Linked DNA regions of Homo sapiens: all the other regions are linked to region 4. The links are chromatin contacts, found by Hi-C in ENCODE. All regions are on one chromosome and are shown on one strand. The core of a region is the stretch at or near the end of the contact, and the rest is flanking DNA. Distances in the headings are between cores, read along the strand shown. Region 1 has its middle 31 kb from the start of POU2AF1. Region 2 overlaps ATM (ATM serine/threonine kinase). Region 3 holds the start of DDX10 (DEAD-box helicase 10). Region 4 holds the start of ZC3H12C (zinc finger CCCH-type containing 12C).

What was found. Hi-C counts contacts between places; a loop is a spot of excess contacts on that map. Pooled maps may share reads with other maps.
Region 1: a map with no recorded cell type shows a loop between it and region 4 (5-fold over the local background). The contact joins the enhancer-like site here to the promoter of ZC3H12C in region 4. A Hi-C loop is called at or near these places in 13 of 37 single-sample maps with no recorded cell type and 5 of 50 pooled maps.
Region 2: a loop to region 4 is called in a pooled map, with 7 times the contacts of the local background. The contact joins the enhancer-like site here to the promoter of ZC3H12C in region 4. A Hi-C loop is called at or near these places in 2 of 50 pooled maps.
Region 3: a map of tibial artery shows a loop between it and region 4 (6-fold over the local background). The contact joins the promoter of DDX10 here to the promoter of ZC3H12C in region 4. A Hi-C loop is called at or near these places in 2 of 168 maps with a recorded cell type or tissue (ascending aorta and tibial artery), 3 of 37 single-sample maps with no recorded cell type and 10 of 50 pooled maps.

The regions. Positions count from the first base shown.
Region 1 is chr11:111,408,585-111,411,284 of GRCh38, forward strand. It overlaps a transcript of BTG4 not described here. Among named protein-coding and RNA genes, the nearest start is that of POU2AF1, 31 kb to the left of the region's middle. RefSeq lists an enhancer at 1,333-1,392. Within about 2 kb of position 1,409, at least 3 of the 41 ENCODE cell types and tissues checked have a DNase peak (open chromatin) inside an H3K27ac peak, as active enhancers do.
Region 2 is chr11:108,237,977-108,240,676 of GRCh38, forward strand. The region is part of intron 5 of ATM (ATM serine/threonine kinase); the gene reads left to right. Among named protein-coding and RNA genes, the nearest start is that of ATM, 16 kb to the left of the region's middle. Within about 2 kb of position 1,280, at least 3 of the 41 ENCODE cell types and tissues checked have a DNase peak (open chromatin) inside an H3K27ac peak, as active enhancers do.
Region 3 is chr11:108,663,633-108,666,332 of GRCh38, forward strand. It overlaps DDX10 (DEAD-box helicase 10), which reads left to right and starts at 1,437. Exons shown (of 18, transcript NM_004398.4): 1 at 1,437-1,707. The coding sequence starts at 1,522.
Region 4 is chr11:110,091,850-110,094,649 of GRCh38, forward strand. It overlaps ZC3H12C (zinc finger CCCH-type containing 12C), which reads left to right and starts at 1,543. Exons shown (of 6, transcript NM_033390.2): 1 at 1,543-1,583. The coding sequence starts at 1,563. RefSeq lists silencers at 753-812, 1,113-1,372, 1,433-1,902.

The DNA of each region.
Region 1 (2,700 bases), core at 159-2,658, 1.3 Mb after region 4:
CAAAACAGAGCACCTTTGCTTTCATTCATTTCTACCTGAAGGTGAGAGGTGCAAAGAGAGATCCTGGATGACCTGAAGACTCTTCTCTCACCAGGAAATTCAGACCCATGAGAGATGGCAACATAAGCTAATGAAGTCATCTTCAGGGCAACCCAAGTGAGCATCGTGCACCTATTCACCTATACAAAGACATTTGTCAAGAACATACTGTGTGCCAGGCACCAGGTAGGTGGGATGACAAATAGAATCCCTACCTTCTAATGAGGGAGGCTTTTGAGTAAGCAAATATTATAAGACAATGGGATTCGTGCTGTGATCAAGGAGACACAAGGTGCTGTGGGAGGAAACAAGATGGCAGCCAATCTGCTAATGGGAGGGTGGATGTGGGCAGGATGCAGTGGACTCTGAGTCGAGTTGAAAAGAAGAAGTGGGAATTGCAGTTAGCCAAGGGAAAAAGTGGGATAACGCCATTTCAGAAGGAGGAAGAGATGGGAATGGGTGTTTATGCAGATGTTTGTGGTTACAGAAAATCAAAGAAGCTCCCATCTGACTGCATATATTTCCTCTGAGAGGGATAGAAGAGGTGGTAGAGGAGAAAAATTTAAAAGTCACCCCTTTAGGAGATGATAGGAGCTGGAAAAGGAGCTGGCTAGGTGCTGTGGTTTAGATATAATTTGACTCCACTGAAACACATGTTGAAATTTCATCCCCACTGTGGTGGTGTTGAAGGCAGGGCCTAATAGGAGCTGGTGAGTCATAGGGGGATCGCTTGTGGTGGGATGGCTTGGTGCCATTCTCAAGGCAATGGGTGAGTTCTTGCTCTTGAGAAATGGATTGGTTCTTGGGAAAATGGATTAGTTCCCATGAGAGTGGGTTCTTATAAAGCCAGGATGTCCCTCAGGTTTGGTCTGTCTTCCCATGTGCCCACTTCCTCTTTGACCTTCTCTGCCTGTCTTGATGCAGCACTAAAGCCCTCACCAGAAGCCAAGCAGACGCCAGCACCATGCTTCTTTTACAGCCTGCAGAACCATGAGCCAAAGAAAATTCTTGTCTTTATAAACTACCTAATCTCAAGGTATTCCTTTATAGCAACACAAACAGACTAAGACACTAGGGATATAAGTCATGCGCACAGGACTCTCCCATGTCAGTATCCTCTTCCTAATGAAGGGTTCAATTGGGATTTCCTATCTTTTGGATGGTTTTGGCATATGAAATGCTGTGTGCTATAGTAGGAAAAAAAGCAATTTCCTGAAACATTTTATGTAAGTTATCTCATTTGATTAACTCTGCTTTACAAATGAATAAGCTAATGTATTGGAGTGATAAGTAACTTGCATAGTGTCACATACTTGGGGAAGTGAAAACCTAAAGAAGGTGAAGGACTCATTCTTCCTGCTTTAGGTGCACGGAAATGATGGAAGTTGAAGACAGATCTCCCTACTCCAAGTCCTAAGTTTTGCACTGTTAAGTCAGAAGACATAGTTCCAGTCTCAGGTCTGTTACTAACCTGCAATAGGCTCTTGAATTAGTCATTTAACTGCTCTAAGCCTCAACTTCCTCATTTGTAAAATGAGTCTATGGGCCTTTCTGAAACTCTTTTTTTTTTTATACAGGGTTTTGGCTCTGTCACCTCAGACTCCCAAGTAGCTTGGACTACAGGTGCACAGCATCACACCCAGCTAATTTTTTAATTTTTTGTAGAGACAGGGATCTTACAATGTTGCCCATGCTGGTCTCAAATTACTGGGCTCAAGCAATCCTCCTGATATAACTAGAGATTCAAGAATGGCCCCTAGAATCCAACCCATGAGCCCTCTAGCCTAGGAATGAGGCTTTGGCAGGAAATATCAAAGATGGGTTTTCTTTCATTTCCACAACCCTATAAGGTTTGGGAATTCCAAATAAACAAATTTACCTTAATAATTTGTTGACCTAATTTGTTGCTGTCTCTCCATGCACGGAGAGATAGCATGCAATGAGTACAAAAGACCAAAAGTAAGCACTATGACCAACTCATTGTGTGCCCTTGGTCAAGGCCACCTCACCTCACTCAGACTCAGTTTATTCAGCTGTGAGATGAAGTAGAAGATCCTTAAAGTCCATCCTACTTTAAATGTCTCCCACAAACCTTAACTCATATAAGCAAATGCATCCTCAACCTGTCTACTGATTTTCCAGTAAGCATTTCTAACTTAACATGTCTAAAACAAAATCCACAATTTTCCCCATCAAATCAGCTCCTCTTGCAAATGGCAATCATATCTAAGTTTCTCGGACAAAAAACTTGGGGTCGTCCTTGGCTTCCCTCCTTTTTTCATCCTCTGCACCCAGCCTGTCAGAAAATCCTATTAATTTTACCTTCAAAATATGTCTAATATACAACTACTTCTCAGCATCTCCGCCGACATTACCACACTAGCCTAAGCTATCATCATTTCTACCCTAGATTAACGTGATCCTTCTCTACCTGGTCTTGTTGCCTCTAATTTTGTTCTTCCACAGTAACAGCAGCCAGAGTGATCCTTTTAAGGCATAACTATGCCCCTGCTTTGTTTTAAACCCTCCAATGGTTTCCCATCCCACTTGGGCGGAGTCTCAAGTTCTCATTCTGACCCACACCCTAATGATCTGGCATCCTCCTGCTCCTTTCTCCTTCTACTCTCCTCCTGTTCATCCTGCTCCTGTCTCCTTCTACTC
Region 2 (2,700 bases), core at 30-2,529, 1.9 Mb before region 4:
AGTGCAGTGGCACGATCTCACCTCACTGCAACCTCCACCTCCTAGGTTCAAGCGATTCTCCTGCCTCAGCCTCCTGAGTAGCTGGGATTACAGGCATGTGCCACCACACCCAGCTAATTTTTGTATTTTTAGTAGAGACAGGGTTTCCTCATGTTGGCCAGGCTGGTCTCGAATTCCTGACCTCAGGTGATCCACCTGCCTCAGCCTCCCAAAGTGCTGGGTTTATAGACTTGAGCCACCGCGTCTGGCCACTTGTCTTTTTTGATTTCTTTCATTAGTGTTTTATAATTGTCAGCATATAGATTTTTTGTTGTAAATTGACAATTTTTTTTCTTTAATTTTATATATTAAAAAAAATAGAGACAGGATCTCACTGTGTTGCCTAGGCTGGTCTCAAACTCCTGGGCTCAAGTGATACCCTTCCCTTGACCTCCCAAAGTGTTGGGATTATAGGCATGAGCCAACATGCCCAGCTGCAAATTGACATTTATTTATAATTGTATAAACATAAAGATTTTGTATATGTTTTGTTAGATTTATACTGCAGTAGTTTGTAATTGCATTGTTTTTAACATTTTGATTTTCAAATTGTTCAATGCACAAAAATTATACAGAAGTCCAGTTAATTTTTGTATAGTGACCTTGTATTTTGGGACCTTGCTAAAATCACTTACTAAATCTAGTAGCTTTCTTTGAATGTTCTTTTGGATTTTCTTTGTAGACAAACATGTCTTCTGTAAGCAGTAATTTTTTTTTCTTTCTTTCTGAGCCATGTGGCTTTTATTTTATTTTTGTGCTTTATTACATTGGCTAGGACCTCCAGTGTGATTTATTGTGGTAAAATATATATAACATTTATAATTTTAACTTTTTTAAGTGTACAGTTGTGTAGTATTAAGTGCATTCATATTGTTGTGTAATCATCTCCACCATCCATCTCCAGAACTTTTTTTTCTATACTCAGTAAACAATGATTTACCATTTTCCCCTCCCCTATCCCCTGGCAGCTACCATTCTACTTTCTCTCTCTATGAATTTGGCTATTTGGGGTACTTCATTTTTATGGATTGAATGTTGTGTCCCACCAATTATGTTGAAATCTAACTCCCAAAGGGATGGTATTTGGAGGTGTGGGATTTAGGAGGTAATTAGGTCCTGTGGGTCCAGCCTTCATGGATGGGATTAATGCCCTTATGAAAAGAGGCCAGAGAGCTAACTTGCTGTCTTTCTGCCATGTGAAGATACAGTTCAAAGTCAGTAGTCTGCAGCCCCAAAGAGGGCCCTCACCAGAAACCCACAATGCTGGCACCTGAGCTGCTTTCAGCCTCCAAAATTGAGAGAAATAAATTTCTGTGGTTTCTAAGCCACCTAACCTATAATACTTTGTTATAGCAGCCTGAAGTAGAGGACTCCTATAAGTATTTGTCCTTTTGCAACCTGCTTATTACACTTACCAAAATGTCTTTGAGGCTCATCAGTGTTACAGCTTTTGTCAGAATTTCACCCTTATTAAAAACTGAACACTATTCTGTTCTGTGTATATGCCACATTTTGTTAATTCATTCGTCCATTGGTGGACATGGGTTGTTTCTACCTTCTGATTATTGTGAATAATGCTGCCGTGAACATGAGTATACATCTCCTGAGTTTCCTGCTTTCAGTCTTTTGATTATATACCCAGAAGTAGAATTGCTAGATCATGTGGTAATTCTATATTTAATTTTTTAAGGAACCAACATCCTGTTTTACACAGGAGCTACGCCATTTTACATTCTCACCAGCAGCCCACAAGGGTTCCAGTTTCTCTACATTCTCACTAGCACAACTAATAGAAAATGAGGATTCCTCTTCTAGGCCTTGAAAGTGCTGCATAATTTTGCTTCTTCCTACCTGTCTAACTTAACTAAAGCGCTTCTAATTTCTGTGCTCAAGCTACACTGTCAATTATTCAGTTTCTCAAACCTAGTGGTTTCCATTTTTTTAAATTGACTTTTATCTTTTAGAGGAATTTTAAATTTACAGCAAAACGGAGTGGAAAGTCCACTGGACACACACAGCATGCCCTACTGTCAACATCTTGCACCAGTGGTACATTTGTTACCATCAGTAAACCTATGCTGGGACACATCATTATTATCCAGAGTCCAAGGTTCACTTTTGGTGGTACATATGCTATGGATTTTGACAAGTGTTTTGACATTTTTAAAGATCTTTTTCTGTATCTAATGAGATGGTCATATTTTTTTTTCCTCTGGGAGAGAATGGTAACAATTTTTCACTATTACAGAATCATACAGAATACTTTCACTGTCAGAAAAATCCTCTGTGCTTCACCTTTTCATCTCTTCCTTCTTGTAAACTGTGGGAACCATGGATCTTTTTGCTATCTCCATGGTTTAGCCTTTTCCAGCATGTCATATACAGTTGTGCGTCTCTTAACAATGTGGATATGTTCTGAGAAATACATCATTAGGCAATTTCTTTGTTGCGTGAACGTCATAGGGTGTATTTATACAAACTTAGATGGTATAACACTACGCACCTAAGCTATATGGTATTACTGCTCCTGCACTACAAACCTGTGCAGCATGTTACTATACTGAATACTGTAGGCAGCTGTAACACAATGGCAAGTATTTGTGTCTCTAAACATATATAAACATAGAGGAGGTACAGTAAAAGTATAGTATAAAGGATAAA
Region 3 (2,700 bases), core at 187-2,686, 1.4 Mb before region 4:
GCTTCCACATTTTAGCTATAGTGCTGTGGTGAACACGGTATGCAAATATCTGAGACCCTGCTTTCGATTATTTTGGCTATGCATACCCAGAAGTGAAATTGCTGGCTCACGTGGAGTTCTATTTTTAATTTTTTGAGGATGTATATACACTTTCATGTAATCACTCCTTATTGAGCTTTACTGTCTACCACATCTAGTGTTCCTGAGTGTGGAAATTCTCTTGTTCACCTCCTGTCCTCACTCCCTTCCAATAAGCCATGTCTTGTTTGGAGGATGGGCATAGAGTTGAGAGTAGTGATCTGGATATGTGGGGTTGGAAAGGAAATTTGAGAGCCCAAAATTCTGCCTGTGAACTTTGAACTCAATTTTCCAATCTCCTTTGCTACAGCTAAGCTCTCCCACCCACATCCGGTGTTTTCCTGGAGGCTGTAGGTAAATGTGTCAAAAAATTCAATTCATTGAAAGCCAGTTCACTTAAATGTCCAACTTGCAATAACTTTTCTATTACCTCCTTTTTTTTTTTTTTTTGACGGAGTTTCACTCTTTCACCCAGGCTGTGGTGAAGTGGGGCGATCTTGGCTCACTATAACCTCCGCCCCCGGGGTTCAAGCGATTCTCCTGCCTCAGCCTCCCAAGTAGCTAGGATTATAGGTGTGCACCACCACGCCTGGCTAATTTTTGTATTTTTAGCAGAGACAGGGCATCACCATATTGGCCAGGCTGGTCTCGACCTCCTGACCTCAGGTGATCCACCCACCTCGACCTCCCAAATTGCTGGAATTACAGGCGTGAGCCACCGTGCCCGGCCTCTATTACCTACCTCCTTACGTTTAGTTATCATTTTGTCTCCATAAAAGCATTTTAAGGCAAATTCAATTTGATTCCGTTCCAGTTTCCTTGCTGTTGCAGCTAGAGTCTGAGGGGCCCAGAGGAAAAGGAAAACCCAGAGGGGCATAAGAAGAATATAGAATATTCATTTTTATTCCTGAGGAAGTACAACCACCATGGATGGAAATCAGAAGTCACTAACTAGCTGTTTACTTCTGGGCAAATCTTTTGGCTCGTTGGCCCGAAAAGTGCAAAACGAGGGTCACAATTTTCATTCACAGATTGTATGTGTTTACACACATACTCACGAACGCTTAGCAAAGTTGAACCTGGAGCAAATGTGTTAATAGCCCTTAAAGGGTCAGTGTATGACGTCACCATAGTAACAACAACAGTGCGCATGCGTTTTTTTTTAAAGAGCCGGCGTGCTCCCGGCTCGGCTCAGCTCGCCCCCTTCCGTGGAGTGCTGCGCCCCCGTTTCCCCAGGCTGCCCCTCCCAGCAGGAGCCAATTCGCCAATCACAGCCCTCCTTTTCCTGACGTCATTGGCGCGTGCCCCGGTTTCAAAAGCTCGGGGGCGGGCTTCTGAGTTCGCGCATGCGCCTCTGTGCGTTTGTCCCATGCTGGTTCCGTGAGTCTGGCCTTAGGTGTCTCGTGTCTGGGGTTGATCCGAGCTGTCGCCGCCGCCGCCGCAATGGGCAAAACGGCCAACTCTCCGGGTTCGGGAGCCCGACCCGACCCGGTGCGGAGCTTCAATCGCTGGAAGAAAAAACACAGCCATAGGCAGAACAAAAAGAAGCAGTTGAGGAAGCAACTGAAGAAACCCGAATGGCAGGTCGAGCGCGAGAGTATCAGCCGCCTCATGCAGAACTATGAAAAGGTGAGGCCGGCGCTGGGGAGGGGGCTCGGGCCGGCCAGCAGCGGGGCAGCGTCTCACTGCGGCGAGGAGTTGCAGAGTGGAGGCGGCGGATCTGTCACCGGGACCCGGCCGGGAATGAGAGGTCACGCCGGGTGCCACAGCTCAAACCTCTGCACCGTTCTGGCCACTCTTCTGCTTGCCACACTGTTCCTAAAAAAATAATAGAAATGCGGCCGTACCTAAGGGTAGGGAGACTAATGCTGTAATAGCTACAGTCATATTCATATTAATAATACTGATGACAATAGTGGTAATAATGACACCTACATTTTTAAGCACTCACCATGTGCTTACAGTAATTGTTTGACTTGATCTGAGGTATGGATATTAATAATCCTATTTAACAGATGAGATAATTGAGGTTCTAAGAGGAATGAAACTTGTCCGAATCTTTCACGCTTAGTAGGTGGTGTGGAATTGGAAGCTAGATCCATGTCTTTCTAATCCCAAAGCCTTTGCTTTTAACCATGAAGCCAGACTGCATCCCTCAACATCATCTATGCTCCTTCCTGTGGCCACCTCATTTTCTCCACAGGCTTCATGTCCCCATCCAAGAATTGGCCTAGAAAAGCTGGACCGCTGGTCTGTTTCTGTCACCTATCATCCCCACATTGTAGCTGGTGTTCCCAGATGAGTATACCTGTAATGATCACTTTGACCTCCTGACTTCTTCCCCCAACCTCCAGACTCCACAGGTCTGTCAATTCCTCTTTTCCCTTTCCCTAAATCCCATGTTTGTTGGTCTTCACCCACATCTTTCAGCTTCTCAGCCCCCTTCTAGTGCAGTACAATCAGGGATTTAACAGATGGAACATTCTTGTAACTAAGGTTGCCATTGTAACAAATTACCACAAACTTGGCGGCTTAAAACAACAGAGATCTTGAGGTCAGGAGTTCGAGACCAGCCTGACCAACATGGTGAAACCCCGCCTCTACTAAAAATACAAAAAAATT
Region 4 (2,800 bases), core at 293-2,792:
CGTGGTCCAGTGAAACAAATGCGTCCTTTAGATGTAACAGACCTGAATACCTCACATTCAAGCTGTGTAACTGCAGGTAAATTTTCTAACCTCGATTTTCTGATGGATAAAGGGGTTTCTAATACCCAGCTCACATGGCTGTGGTGACAAACGGGACAGTGGATTTAAAGCAGGCTATTTGGCCCGTGGCATATGGTAGGGGCACAACCCATTCAGTGTCCCTCCCTCTCACTCCAGAAGCAGACTCATCCTGCCCTAGGCTGCTCGTAATGATTCCAAGGACAGGCGAATAAGGTTATTTGAACATTTCTGAAACATTGACTTAGTTTGTGCTGGGTGTTGTACGATTCACAGAAGTAGAAAGGCTCTCTGCTCCCGGTGCTTTTCAGCCTGCGATTCAGGCGCCCACCTCTGTGCAAAGGGCTGTTTCCTTCCGATCTCCTGAAAGAGATCTGGATGTATCTTGGGTTCAACCTCGATTTTGACACGATTGCCATTTCCATCAAAGCCAATTTCCTTGCTGAAAGAAGTCCTATCCCTGGGTGAAATCCCAACAGCTTCATTTGTTTAAATTCTTTTATTGGCCTTGCTAATGCAGGGTGTGGTTTTTCCTCATCACGGAATATTGATAAGTAAACAACTACGGGGAACCTGCCCTAAGAAGGCGGCCCGTCGATCTCCTTGACTGCCCGGGACATGATCAGTGTTACTGCTGGGTGGAGAAGGTGTCGCCGAGCGGAAAGGCGCCGTCCTGCACCAGGTCGGGGGAGAGGCGCGGGGAGGTCGGGACCGCTGGGTTGGGCCGGGGCAGGGAATAGGCGCGAGGGGAGGCGGCGCGGGAACCTCGGGCAGCCCCAGCGGCTGGGTCGAGCCCGACAGGTTCCAGCAGCTCCCCTCACCCCTCTCCACGCCTCTCGGGTTTTCCCCTTGGCTCAGGGTTTCCTGTTTCAGTTCTCGGCGTTCTCCAGCAGCAGGTGCTGGTTTGCCAACCTCGGCTCCAGAGGCGGCGACGGAGGAGAAGGAAAAGAGGGAAGGGGAGGAGGAAGCGGCGCGGCTGCGGTGGCTGCGGGCGGGCGGGCGGGCGAGGAGCGCGGAGCGAGGTGGCGGAGCCGGGTTCGCTCTCGCCCGCGGAGCAGCGGCACGGACGAAGGGCAGGGCCGAGCCGAGCCCAGCGCTCGGGCGCGCCCGAGCCGGGGCCCTGGCGTGCGGCCAGCTGTCCGGGCGGGAGGCATGAGGGAGCCTCGCGCTCGCCCCGCGCCCTAGCGGCGGCCGCGGCAGCCCAGGGCTGAGGCGAGAGGCGGCCGCCTGCCGGAGGGCCCCGGGGCTGCCCCAGCTCCAGGGCATGTAGTGATGGCTGCGGAGAAGAGAATGCAAGTAGGTTGAGCAACAGATTCGAGTGCGCGCGCGTTGGGGCTGTGAGTTGTGCAACCCAGGGAGGGGGCGCCGGGGCTGCGGCCCGCGGAGAGGGCGCGCGGGCGGGCGCGGCTTGGCGCGGGAGGGCCGCGGTGGCCGCTTCTCCGCGGGCCCCGCCGCCCGCTCGCCGCTTTCTCGCGGGGCTGGCTATGCCGGGTGGCGGCTCCCAGGTTTGTCCTCGGGAAGGGGGTGGGGGACGCGGACCGCGGCGAGAGTGGTCCTGGGGTAGCCGGTCGTGGGGAGGGCCGCGGGGCCGCGCCCGGGCGCCAGGCGGAGGGCGCCGGGGCCGCAGCGACCTCGCCGTGTGATCTCCAGGCCCAGGCGGGTCGGGCTCCGGAGGTCGAGTCACCGAGCTCCGGTCGCTCAGGTGGGGCCGAGCGGAAAGCCCAGCGCATCCTCCCCTCGGGCAACGCCGTCCCCGCCGGGATTTCGGGCGAGGTGAGGCCGGGCTTCCCGGCCCCGCGGCCTAAGGCACCGGTCCCCGCCCGCCCGGGGGCATAGATCGCGAACATGGAGGCGGGCTCGGGCGCCGCGGATGGAAACGGACACACTGCGCTGCCCCAGCGGCTCAGACTCGCGCGCGCTCGTGGGGCGAGACATCTCTTGGCATCTCGGATCCAGCCCTGGCCATTCGCTTAACTATCCATCCCTCCATCCAGATCGCCAGCAACCCCAGGCCGAGCGTCACGAAAGCCCCTCACTCCCCCCTCGTCCCTCCTTCACCCCCAGGCTCCAGTCCAGATCCCTTTTACACGCTGCGTTCATTTTAGCTCGGCTGTTCACATTTTTAACTCCGTATTAAGAAGTGTTACAAATATAACTTGGAGAAATGAATCCCGCATTTCTTCCCTAAGCTGTCTCATTTCAAGTCCTTAAAAACAGCCCTAACATCCAAGTACTGATTACTCTGTCTGGGGTTCTTGCCATTTGGTTATCCGTTAACAATCTCGGTTTGTGTTCGGTGTTTTGTGATAAAGAGATGAAAGACGAATCCAGATTTAGGAAAAGTTTTCCTATTGGTTGACAAGACTGTATTGGAGTATCCCAGGCCCATCAGGCGCTTATTGATTCAGACTTTTTTTAAACCATTTTAGAATAGATGCAGAGATAATTGGAGCTAAGTATTGTATGTTTAGGAATTTGGCAACGTTGTTCAGTTTTTCACTTGTTACGTGCTTGAGTTTTTCCACTTTTAAAATGCATATTATAAACGGAAAACGAGATAAACCTCAAACACAATTTTTGACTTTTCAAGAACCACAAGAAGTCATAAATACAGTGTGTTATAAATGTTTTTGTCTTAATGGACTTAGGATTTAGAGGGTATGACTTCCATTCATTTAATCACATGTACAATTAATTTTAGTAGCAGTTTCTTAAGTTTAGG